2 separate regions of the Homo sapiens genome follow, and region 2 is linked to region 1. Evidence: chromatin loops called from intact Hi-C (ENCODE). Cell type or tissue: PC-9. All regions are shown on one strand. Each heading gives the region's core, and the rest is flanking DNA. Links, peaks and the distances in the headings are about the cores only.

Region 1 (5,383 bases), core at 315-5,314:
ATTCATTTAAGAAGTATCTCTAAGCATCCACTATGTGCTAAACATTTGAGGTATAAACTGCAGAATCCAAAGGCTGGAAAAGATATGAAAACTTTTACTTTGGAAATGATACTGGAGGAGGTTCTAGTAGAGCAGGAGGAGTTTATCAGGTGAAGAATATTAGAGATAGTGTTCAGATTGAAGGACAATGTTTTGAAAAGATACAGTGTTCGGCGGGGGGACTGGAACTGAGGAGGAGTTTATCACTGCAGGAGATGAGGAGAGGAAGGCAGGGATGGATGTGAAAAGCTTTCTCTGCCAGGCTAGAAAATTGGGGTTTTATCCTGTAGGTAACTTGGAGCCAAGATAGCCTTATGAAACTAAAAATGTGGTCAAGACCATTTCAGTAGGATCATGACTGTCATCCATAGGACAAATTGGGAAGGAAGCAGGGTGGATGCCCATAGCCCCATCAGTGCACAGCTTGACAAGCAGATGCCTACATCAGGCCTTTATGTGCAGTGCACCAACTGTGCAACAGTATGTAACAGCCCTAATGACCTGTGATATCATGGCTTACTTATGGCATTTGTGTTTCTTTTATTAGGAAAATGAAGAATTCCTTAAGTTCTCACTTGAAAATTTGATTTGTAAGGGAACTGGAAGTTTTCCTGCTGAGTGCTCCATGTGTAAGAGGTGAGCAGCTACCCATATATGACTTGATAGATCAAGACACAACCAAGGTAATCTCTGCCCCTGACCCCATATGCTATCAACATTGCCTGAGAGGCCACCATGTCAGTCCCATTTCCCCTGACTCACCAGGCTTTCAATCCAGCCTGGGAGATGAGATTTTAAATTTGGGTGGAAGGGTGAGAAGGGAGTGGGGAGGGGAGGGTTGAGAAGAGACAATGTGAGGTCACTGAGGCACGATGGGGAAACGGAAGTAGTGGGAATGGGGAAGAGTGTGGAAAGAAGGCAAGAGGCGAGAAATCAGAGCTGGAAGGAGGTCATTAATATACATCTTCTTTCCTTCACAATATTGCAGTGGGCAGGCTCTTTCTGCTCAAATTCCATGTTATGTACCATGCAACAGTTCCTAAGAGCCCTAATGACCCATGCCATCATGGCTTATAGCATCTCATCTAGCCTGGGAGATGGGATTTTAAATAATAGTACCAAGTATTTTGATTATTTTATTATTGTAGGGAAAATAGATTTTCCCATGCACAGACTAAGTAATTCCTGCCTTTGTTCATGTTTTCCCTAATAATAATATAAACAACAACAATATTCAACATTGTTTGAACAGTTACTCCATGCTTGGCATTGTGCTAAGAGCTTTGCCTGTATTTATGTCACACAATTCTTCCCCTGAGCCTATGATAGAGTTATTGTTGTTAGTTATTTATTATGAAAGAGGAAAGTTAAGCTTGGAGAGGTGACACAGCTTGCTCAGAATCACACAGTTGGTGAGTGGCACACTCAGGCCAATCTGTCTTGTTTTACAATCAACACTTAAACTACTGTGCTCCATGGCTTCTGCAGCTGTTGGCTCCTTCCTCCACCATTTCAAATGCTTTTCATTCACTTCAGGTTTCCTTCATTGACTTAACTAATATTATTGAGAACCTTCTACATGTATTGGTGCTTTTGTATGGAACTTTCCTACACTGATTTCTACCTTCTTTAAACACTTTCAAGCCTTCAAGGTAGACAGTAAATTTTATTACAGGTTTGTTTAGTTCTCTAAATGTTTTCAGTGGCTTTATTTTGTTTTCTTTCCCAAAAGATTTTTCAGTCATTGCCGGGTCAGGGTCAAGGCTTCAAGGTCCTGATCTCCTCACCAGCACCCAACACTGTGTTGGGCTGAAAGCAGGAAACCCCTGGCCCTTAGCCCCTGACATCAGTGAGGTGAGCCCTGTCCAGTGACTGCATTTTAAGGAAGAAGAAATGCATGTGTGGATCAGATAAGGTCTGCGTGATATCTGGAGAAGAAGATGCCCTATGAGTGAGGATCAGCTATGTTTACCATTTAAATCCACAGAAGCAAGCCAAGATAACAGTCAGAGTCTGTGGACAGAAGTTCATGAAGATCATTGCTTGACAGGTCAGGGTAAAGGTCTCTTTCTTTCAAAATATGTGAAGGGGCAGGAAACGTGTGCACCAGGTGTTTCATCTTCATGGCTGCCTGGGAAAGATAATTCTGTCTACTCGATAAGAACATTGTGCTCCACACATCAGGTTGTTTTCCCAACAGCTATTTTCTGCCTATAAAAATGAGCATTGCTGGCTCCCAGCTTCTTTTTGGAAATCCCTTGGGCCACACACAATAACAAAAGGTATCTTATATTTATACAAAGCTGTCCTCAGAAAAGCTCAAGGACCTGAACAAAGCTTGTTTTCATGTATAAGGGTTCTTATATAATCCCCGAGGGGGAAAGGAGCGGAGGGTGACAATTGAGTTAGGAATGTTTTCGTTCCCAGCTAACAAAACGGAAAAGTGAGGCCTCAAGGTGTGACACACTGATGGTCACGAACTGGACAGGGAGTCCTTCTTCCTTACTTCCTGTCCAGGGCGCTGCACCCCGGAGAACACTGCCTTGTCAGAAACCCTGGAGGATTTGAAAACCTAGGGGAGACGACTGGAGGGGAGAGACTGGGAGAGAAAGCCCAGCCATGTGGGAAGGGACACTGTAGCCTCACTGCCTTCAGTGACTGGTCCTCACTGGTCAAGATTTTGCAACTGTGAAATGAGAGTTCCTTTTGTCCTCTGTGGAACTGATCCTGGGGAGAATTTAAAAAAAAAAAAGCTACCTGAGGTAGTACTTCAATAGGGAGAATTGAATCACCCTCTTTAGGAGTTACAGCTAAATCACAGGAAAGTTGAAAAGCCTGAATGGCTTGGAAAAGAAGAGCCATCTGAGCAAAGGGCATACTGTAAATATTTATTCCACACTTGGATACAACAGTGAGTAAGGCATAAGCCCTGCATCATGTAGCAGGAGAGATAAGCACCAGATAAAGGGACCTGTGAAGGCTGGAGGGATACAAGGAAAGGGCAGTTACTTTTGACTGTCGCTTTAAGTCAGGACTCCCTGGGGTCCAGAGGGCAGCCTTGCAGCTGAGGCTTGAAAGGTTGGTGAGAACAGTTTTATGAGGTGTCTTCTGCACTGCACTGAGATGGTAGCTCTGCTTTAAAATTGGCTGGGGATCCTTAGAAAACACTCCACCTCTAAACAATCCAATTAAATTGATGAGTGTAGCCCAGGCATTGGTATTGTTGATGAGTTCCTAGGTGGTTTTACAGAGCAACCAGGGTAGACAACCACAAAAAGAGTGTGGGCTTTGGAATTAGACAGTCCTGTTGTAGTATCCTGTGCCCTCGGGCAAGGTCCATGGTGGGCAGTGTGAGTCTTCCACGACTTCATTGTTTCTTCCCACTTCTGCCCACCCCTGTGAAGAAACTCTTCCACGAGAGAATCCCTCCTCTTTGACAAACTTTCCTTGACTGAGAAACCCTAAATTGGGAATTGGCAAACCTGGATTCCATCCCAGCTCTGCCGGTGAGGTACTACACAGGCTTGCTGCATCACACAGGGAGATAAGGCAAAGACACTCAGGATTGTTATTTGCCAGGCACTGCGCCAGGTATCCAACATATCCTGGAGCCTCCATTTTCCATCCGTTGATGTTTAGAGATCAGTATTTGCAAGTTGTAAAGTCCACTTAATAGGCTATGGCCAGATTTTTTTTTTTTAAATAGAAAATGTAATAGAAAAATGTAGTGTACTACATGGAAGAAGTGCAAGGATTACAAAGTAGAATTTCGTTTCAGTTATAGATGGATGTGTGTATGGAGTCATGATGTAAAATGTGTTTCACGTTGTGAGTTGCAAGTTAAAAAATTTGGGAGTGCTCATTTTGGCAGCGTATATCCTAAAACTGCAACAATACAGAGAAGATTCCATGGCCCCTGTGCAAAGATGCACAGCTATCTTGCTGTATCTTCACAAACTTTTGAAGCATCCCATCTTTTGTTTTATGTCATGTTTTTCTTAACCACAATAAGAAAAAAAAGTTTGAGAACCATGGGATTATATGCTTCCTAGGACCCATTTCCTTCTACTCTATAGCCCAGGGCTATGCAGCCTACATGTAACCTTTCTGTGACCAGCCTTTCTGTGACCTCCTTTTAGCTAATGCCATGTAATTCTGACCAATCATTTATGTTTTCAAGAGGGAGGCAGGATGTTGTACTGGTTAAAAGTACCATTTTGAATTAGCTAAGTCAATGCTTGATTGAATTTCTTCACTTATTAATTGAATGACCCAGAAAATGTACATAACCTCCATCAGCTTTAGGTTTCTTGCATGAGATGATAACACCCAGGACACATGATGGCTATAAGTTAAATGAAATGCTGTAGGAGAAACTCTTAGCACAAACCACCTTGCTCATAGAAGTGCTCGGTGTGTGGTAGCAATTATTACCTGACTTCCCACCACACCCAGATTTTAAGGTACAGTCTGTAATTTAGTGCCTGGCATATATGAAGTCATAAATTGTAAAAAAGGATTCCGGCCTGAAGCAGACTCTCATGTTGAAGAACAGCTGTTCTCTGTTGGCAGGCTCTGTTGACATACAGGTCTTGGGAGGAGAGTCAGAGCACTCTGCAAGTGTCCTCTACCTACACATCCCCTCCAGGCTTTTCCTCTGGCATGGCCAGTGAGCACTGAGACGGCAAAGGCAAAAGGAGGTGGGTCCTGGCTACAGTTTGCTCCAAGAATCAAAATGACCCTATTTCGGCGCTATCAAAATCAACAGACAGATAGATACTGGAGATCAGCTGTGTCATAAACTGGGCATCTGGCTGAAAAGGTTTCAGAAAGAAGCACAAAGAAAGAAATGAGAAAGAGCTGGTGGCCAGAACATTAAGAAACTGGGTGTGAGATTCAGACTTTAGACCAGAAATAAATGGATGTCATCAAAGTGTAAACAAATAAGCAACTCAGTAGGTCCTAATTGCCTCAGAAATAGGCTGGGAACCAAGGCATCACCTTATAAATGATTCATTTCAGGAAATACCCACTAATCAATTACTAGGGCTTCTGTGTAATAGTTTCCCCAGATTTATAGGTGGTGAACGTGTGAATTGGATCATTGATTCTAGAATGAGATAAGCAGCAATACTGGTAACCTAATCTACTTAATCCAACTAGCTACAGAGACATTAGCTGCCCTTAGTGGAAGCCAGCCAATTACTGAAGAGTGAAAAGAAATCCATTAATCATGGCAGAGCCTCACCAGCCCAATCTCCCTAGGGCATTCAGTTATGCTGAGAAGATGTTGATGGAGAAGAGGATAATGACCCATATACAGATATATGGGAAAAGGGGGAGG
Region 2 (5,383 bases), core at 266-5,265, 140 kb before region 1:
CCACCTTGCCACTCGGGGAAGAATTAGAGGAAGAGAGTTTAACCTCACTTCAGTCCTGTTGAGCATTTCCACATTCCGCTGATTGGGAAACGGTAGGTCCTCTCTCTTGGTTGGGAGTGGGGTTCTCCGCTTGTCTCCCTCAAGATTTAAGAGGTGAAAAGGCCACCTGGTGGTTTCCTGTTTATGGAAACCTCCTCTTTCCTCACCTCTCCTTCCTGTCCTCTTCTTCCTGTCTTTGCCTTCACGTGCCCCCTGCAGTTTCCGGCTGTGTCCTGACATGGAGGCTTCTCTGAGCTCATGGTAGGGATGTGTGAGAGGATCCCCACCAGCTAGGATCCTTTCGTATTTCATTTTCTCAGCTATAAATTAGTTACAAAACCCTGTTTCTAATTTGATGAATTTCCAGTTTGGGAATGTGTCCCCAACCTGACTCCATTCTCTCAGTGGCAAACTGTTGCTTGTCCCTGAGACGGATTCCTTAAATTACTAAGCAATGACAAGACTCCAGGGAGTAAGAAAGAGTCATTGGTTGCTGATAATTGTCCTCACATTGTATGAATCATCCGTCCCTATTTGTATGGCAGAGTGAATAAGAAGTTACTGTAAAGAATTGCTGTAAAACTGTTTTACTCATTTTATTCAGAAAAGGCAATGCACAAGGCATGAAATTTGAAAAGCTCAAAAAGGCATAGAATGAAGAGCAGTTCTTCCTCTTACCCAGGTATCCAGAGAGGTTCTTCTCTCCAGAGGTGACTGCTGTTACCATTTTCTTGTGGAGACGACTATGCCTTTAACGTCCAATAAGGTAGCTGTGGCCATGTGTGCTGACTTGTGTGTAGCCATACAACACTTGAAATGTGGCTAATCTGAATTGAGATGTGCTACAAGTGTAAAACGCATACCGTATTAAAGTCTTATGAAAGAAAGAATGTAAAACATCTCATAAATAATTCTTATATTGATTGCATGTTGACATGTTGATAATAGTTTGGATATCATTAAATGCATTTTATCTGTTTAATTTCTTTGTGCTACTAGGGCATTTAAAATTACACATGTGGCTTACATTTGTTGCTTGCATTATATTTCTATCACACAGTCCTGGTCTATACATAAATAAGAATACACATACACAGGGGAGTGTGTGTGTGCGTGAGCAACGCAGGCATGTGCCATAGCATAATAGAAACGCTGTTCTGCACCCTTTTTTCCACTTAGCAATGTGTCTTGGCAATTGTGTTACATCACTACATAAAGAGATTTTTAAAAGTAGTGATTTATGGTATTTTGTTGTAAAAAACTTCATTTATAGAAGCAGCTCTTGTTGCTGGACCTTCAGATTGTTTCCAACTTTTCCGTCCAAATTTTTACACGATACTATAATAAATAAACTTGTCTTTTTCACACTTAAGGAGTTGGAAAAACTGGGTCAAAGAATATTTATGGCTGGGTGTGGGGGCTTATGCCTATAATCCCAGCACTTTGGGAGGCCAAGGTGGGTGGATCATGAGGTCAGGAGCTGGAGACCATCCTGGCCAACATGGTGAAACCCCGGCTCTACTAAAAATGCAAAAATCAGCTGGCCGTGGTGGCTCGTGCCTGTAATCCCAGCTACTCAGGAGGCTGAGGTAGGAGAATCGCTTGGACCAGGGAATTGGAGGTTGCAGTGAGCCGATATTGCACCACTGCACTCCAGCCTGGCCACAGAGCGAGATTCCATTTAAAAAAAAAATTATTTACATGGTTAACCTTGAGAAATGTAATCCAGTTTCTCTCCTTAGAGGATGTGACAATTTACACACCCATAAGCAATGTATGAGTGTTCTCATTTCCCTTCCATTTTCTAACACAGTATATTCTCAAACATTTTTATCTTTGCCCATCTGACAACTGGTAAATTATGATATATAGTTAATCTAGACTACCTGGTCATATATCTTTGTTTAACACATATCTGAGGCTGGGTGTGGTGGCTCACGCCTGTAATTCCAGCACTTTGGGAGGCTGAGGTGGGTGGATCACTTGAGGTCGAGAGATTGAGTCCAGTCTGGCCAACATGGTGAAACCCTGTCTCTACTAAAAATACAAAAATTAGATGGGCGGGTGGCAGGTGCCTGTAATCACAGCTACTTGGGAGGCTAAGGCAGGAGAATCACTTGAACCCAGGAGGGGAGGTTGCAGTGAGCTGAGATTGCGCCACTGCACCCCAGTGTGGGCAACAGAGTAAGACTCCATCACACACACACACACACACACACACACACACACACACACACACACACAAAATAACCACACACACAAAAAAGAAAAACCATATCTGAGAATAACAATGATTAATTATGGTTTCCAAAGTGTTTTCATGTTTCCTCTTTTAATTTTTACAATAACCCAGTCATAATAAGCATTTTACCAAAAGCCAACCAAAACTGAGGTAAAGAAGAGAAATATATCTTTGTGTGTGGTAAATATACACATAAATTCATTTAATTCTCAACACAATATGGAAGCAGATTTTGTAGGCTTTGTTACTGCCGTTTTATAGATGAGGACACTGAACTTCAGAACAGTTAAGTGACTCATCAGAAATCACACAGCTAGCAAATAGAGGGGTGAGTTATACAACTTTGCTGTTAGATAAAGCATGAGTTAACTGTGGCTCAGCTGTTGTACTAGCTGTGTGAACTTGGATGAGTTCATTCATATGTAATATTGACATGTAATATGTGGAGAATAAAGGTACCTACCCCATGGGAAGGTGTCAAAATTAATCAGGATATTGTATATAAATACTTAGCACAGTGCCTGGCACAAAGGAAGCTCTTAAATATGTATGTGTGTGTGGTGTGTATGTATGTATGTATGTGCATGTGTATGTATGTGTGTGCATGTATATACACACCTGTATGTGTATTGTACATGTGTGTGCCAGTCAAAACCCAGGTTTTTTATTTCCTGAGCTCCCTCCCTGTCATTTTCTCCCTTCTAGCGACTCAGTCTCTTCTGGGCAGCAAAACTCATTTTGATCAGTTCTTTTCTTTGTGTGAGTTGAGGAAGGGCTGGAGCAGAGAGGAGACATTTCCATGTCTTCATTGCCTGCCACTTCCTCCCCAGCTTAGGAAGATGCTCGCCCTCTCTGTCCCTGATCTTTTTCTTCATCAGATGGGTCATTGGTGTAAAGTCAATAATGTGGGTACTATTAGAAATTTCTTTGAGGTCTTGGAGAAAAACAAGTTTAAGCTGCATGCACGTGTGATTGAAAACAAGGCAGTGTTCATACTGGGGCTCATGTAGAAACTACCTGTGACTCAGGGACACTGCTGATCAGGTCAGGCAGGTCATGGTGTATTTAAATGGCCCCCAAATCAAGTAAATGATGACAATATAATAAACTACAACTGTGAAGTAGAGAAGAACCTTTGTGTGATTTTAGAACAGTTTTGATTCTCTTTTGAAAAAAATGACAGGAAGTAAGCGATCAGGAAATGCAGGAACAATAGCCTTTTCCTGGAAGTGTGGCTCTGAAGAGATGACTAAATGTTCAGACATGCTGGGCTGAATAGGCAGGGGCCAAGACCAGGGGCCGCAGCAGGGAGAAGGAGCCAGGATTACTTATGAGAGTGGACAAAGCCAATAGGTTAGGTTACATGTATTATTTATTACTCTCTATCTGGTGAAAATAAAAGAGAGATCATGGCAAGGTTACATTAGACCTGGAGATTATCAAGTCATTAATTGGCAAAAACTGCTACCTGACTTGAAGCCTTTAAAAAGTTTGTAGTATCAGGCAGGAACAGCCAAGAGGAGTTGCCTTCATTTCCTTTGATAAAGGGAACATCCTAGGGGTTTTTGAAAGCTTAAAAATGGCAGCACTACCACCAGACAGTGACCACTTGTTGACCTGTTGGTCCCCGTTTTATTAATCCACTGAATGCTGTGTTTGTGTTTTGAAAGGCTTTGTACGCCAAAGCACAATTATTAAGCCAAGAGTTGTTTTCTTTCTTTAAAAATTATTAATCATAATTTGTAGAAAAATAAAACTACTCTTCTGAATGTCTTATCAGCCTGAGGTACTCAAGGTTACCACACTGAATTGATGTAATTCTAGCTACAAGTGGAACACAAGTTGTCTTAGCTCTTCTAAGCAGCCTTATTACCAGCAAACCCATCATTTCTCCTAGGCTTTGTGGAATGTTGAAAAGTCCTTCTGCAGCACCAGTAATGTCTCTCCAGACTCTTCAGGGGACTTGGAGCCTCAACATCTGTTTTGTAGGGGGCCCTAGGAAAGAAGGAAGTCCCTTTCCAATACAGTGTCAGATTCAAGTAAAATTAATGTTTTAATTTATTTGAAAATCACTTAAAGATGAGAAGAAAAAGATTCATAACTCTAGCCACTTAGACAAATATGAGAAGAGTGCCTCTGTTGGTCCCTCTCATGCCACGCTGCAGAGGTAACTGCTATTAAAAAAAAAAAAGGTGTGTATTATTCTCATTTCTTTTTTTTTTTTTTTTTTTTTTTGAGATGGAGTCTCGCTTTGTCACCCAGCCTGGAAGGCAATGGCATGATCTCGGCTCACTGCAACCTCCGCCTCCCGGGTTCAAGCGATTCTCCTGCCTCAGCCTCCTGAGTATCTGGGATTACAGGTGCGCACCTTCACGCCTGTCTAATTTTTGTATTTCTAGTAGAGATGGGGTTTCACCATGTTGGTCAGGCTGGTCTCGAACTCCTGACCTTGTGATCCACCCGCCTTGGCCTCCCAAAGTGCTGGGATTATAGGCGTGAGCCACCGTGCCCGACCCCCATTTCTTTCCTTAGCTGTGCAATTATATTTACATCTACTTTATTCAAATGGGATGAAATTTGCTGTTTTTTTTTTTTCTTGAGACAGGGTCTCACTCCATCACCCATGCTGGAGTATAGTGGCGTGATCTCTGCTCACTGCAACCTTCACCTCCTGGGCTCAAGTGATCCTCCCACTTCAGCCTCCCGAATAGCTGGGACCACAGGCTGGGTGCCACCATGTCCGGCTAATTCTTTTGTATTTTTTATAGAGACAGGGTTTCACCATGTTTCCCATGCTGGTCTTAAATTCCTGAGCTCAATCGATACATCCTCCTTGGCCTTCCAAAGTGCTAGGATTACAGGTATAAGCCACTGCACCTGGCCCCCAGTTTTTCCTTTTTATTTTTATTTATTTATTTATTTTTTGAGACAGAGTCTCGCTCAGTTGCCCAGGCTGGAGTGCAGTGGTGTGATCTCATCTCACTGCACTGAGGTCACTGCACCTCGGCTCACTGCACCTCGGCTCACCGCACCACCTCCCAGGTTCACGCCATTCTCCTGCCTCAGCCTCCTGCATAGCTGGGACTACAGGCACCTGCCACC

Evidence for each region. Peaks named below come from ENCODE experiments on the same cell type or tissue, not always from the same donor. Only the 100,000 strongest peaks of a DNase experiment are listed, where the experiment ranks them.
Region 2: it touches region 1 in a loop (14-fold over the local background); 3 of 110 quality-filtered maps call a loop at or near these places.

Annotation. Positions count from the first base shown.
Region 1 is chr4:55,030,583-55,035,965 of GRCh38, reverse strand. LOC124900703 (a long non-coding RNA gene) reads left to right here and starts at 587. Exons shown (of 2, transcript XR_007058121.1): 1 at 587-675. It also overlaps the pseudogene RNU6-410P. In PC-9, for the core only: no CTCF peak of the experiment used is centred there; DNase peaks (open chromatin) are centred at 2,475 and 5,105; H3K4me3 peaks cover 608 bases; H3K27ac peaks cover 2,646 bases.
Region 2 is chr4:55,171,001-55,176,383 of GRCh38, reverse strand. No RefSeq gene overlaps it. Among named protein-coding and RNA genes, the nearest start is that of KDR, 48 kb to the right of the region's middle. RefSeq lists an enhancer at 1-889. In PC-9, for the core only: no CTCF peak of the experiment used is centred there; DNase peaks (open chromatin) are centred at 503 and 2,623; H3K4me3 peaks cover 244 bases; H3K27ac peaks cover 703 bases.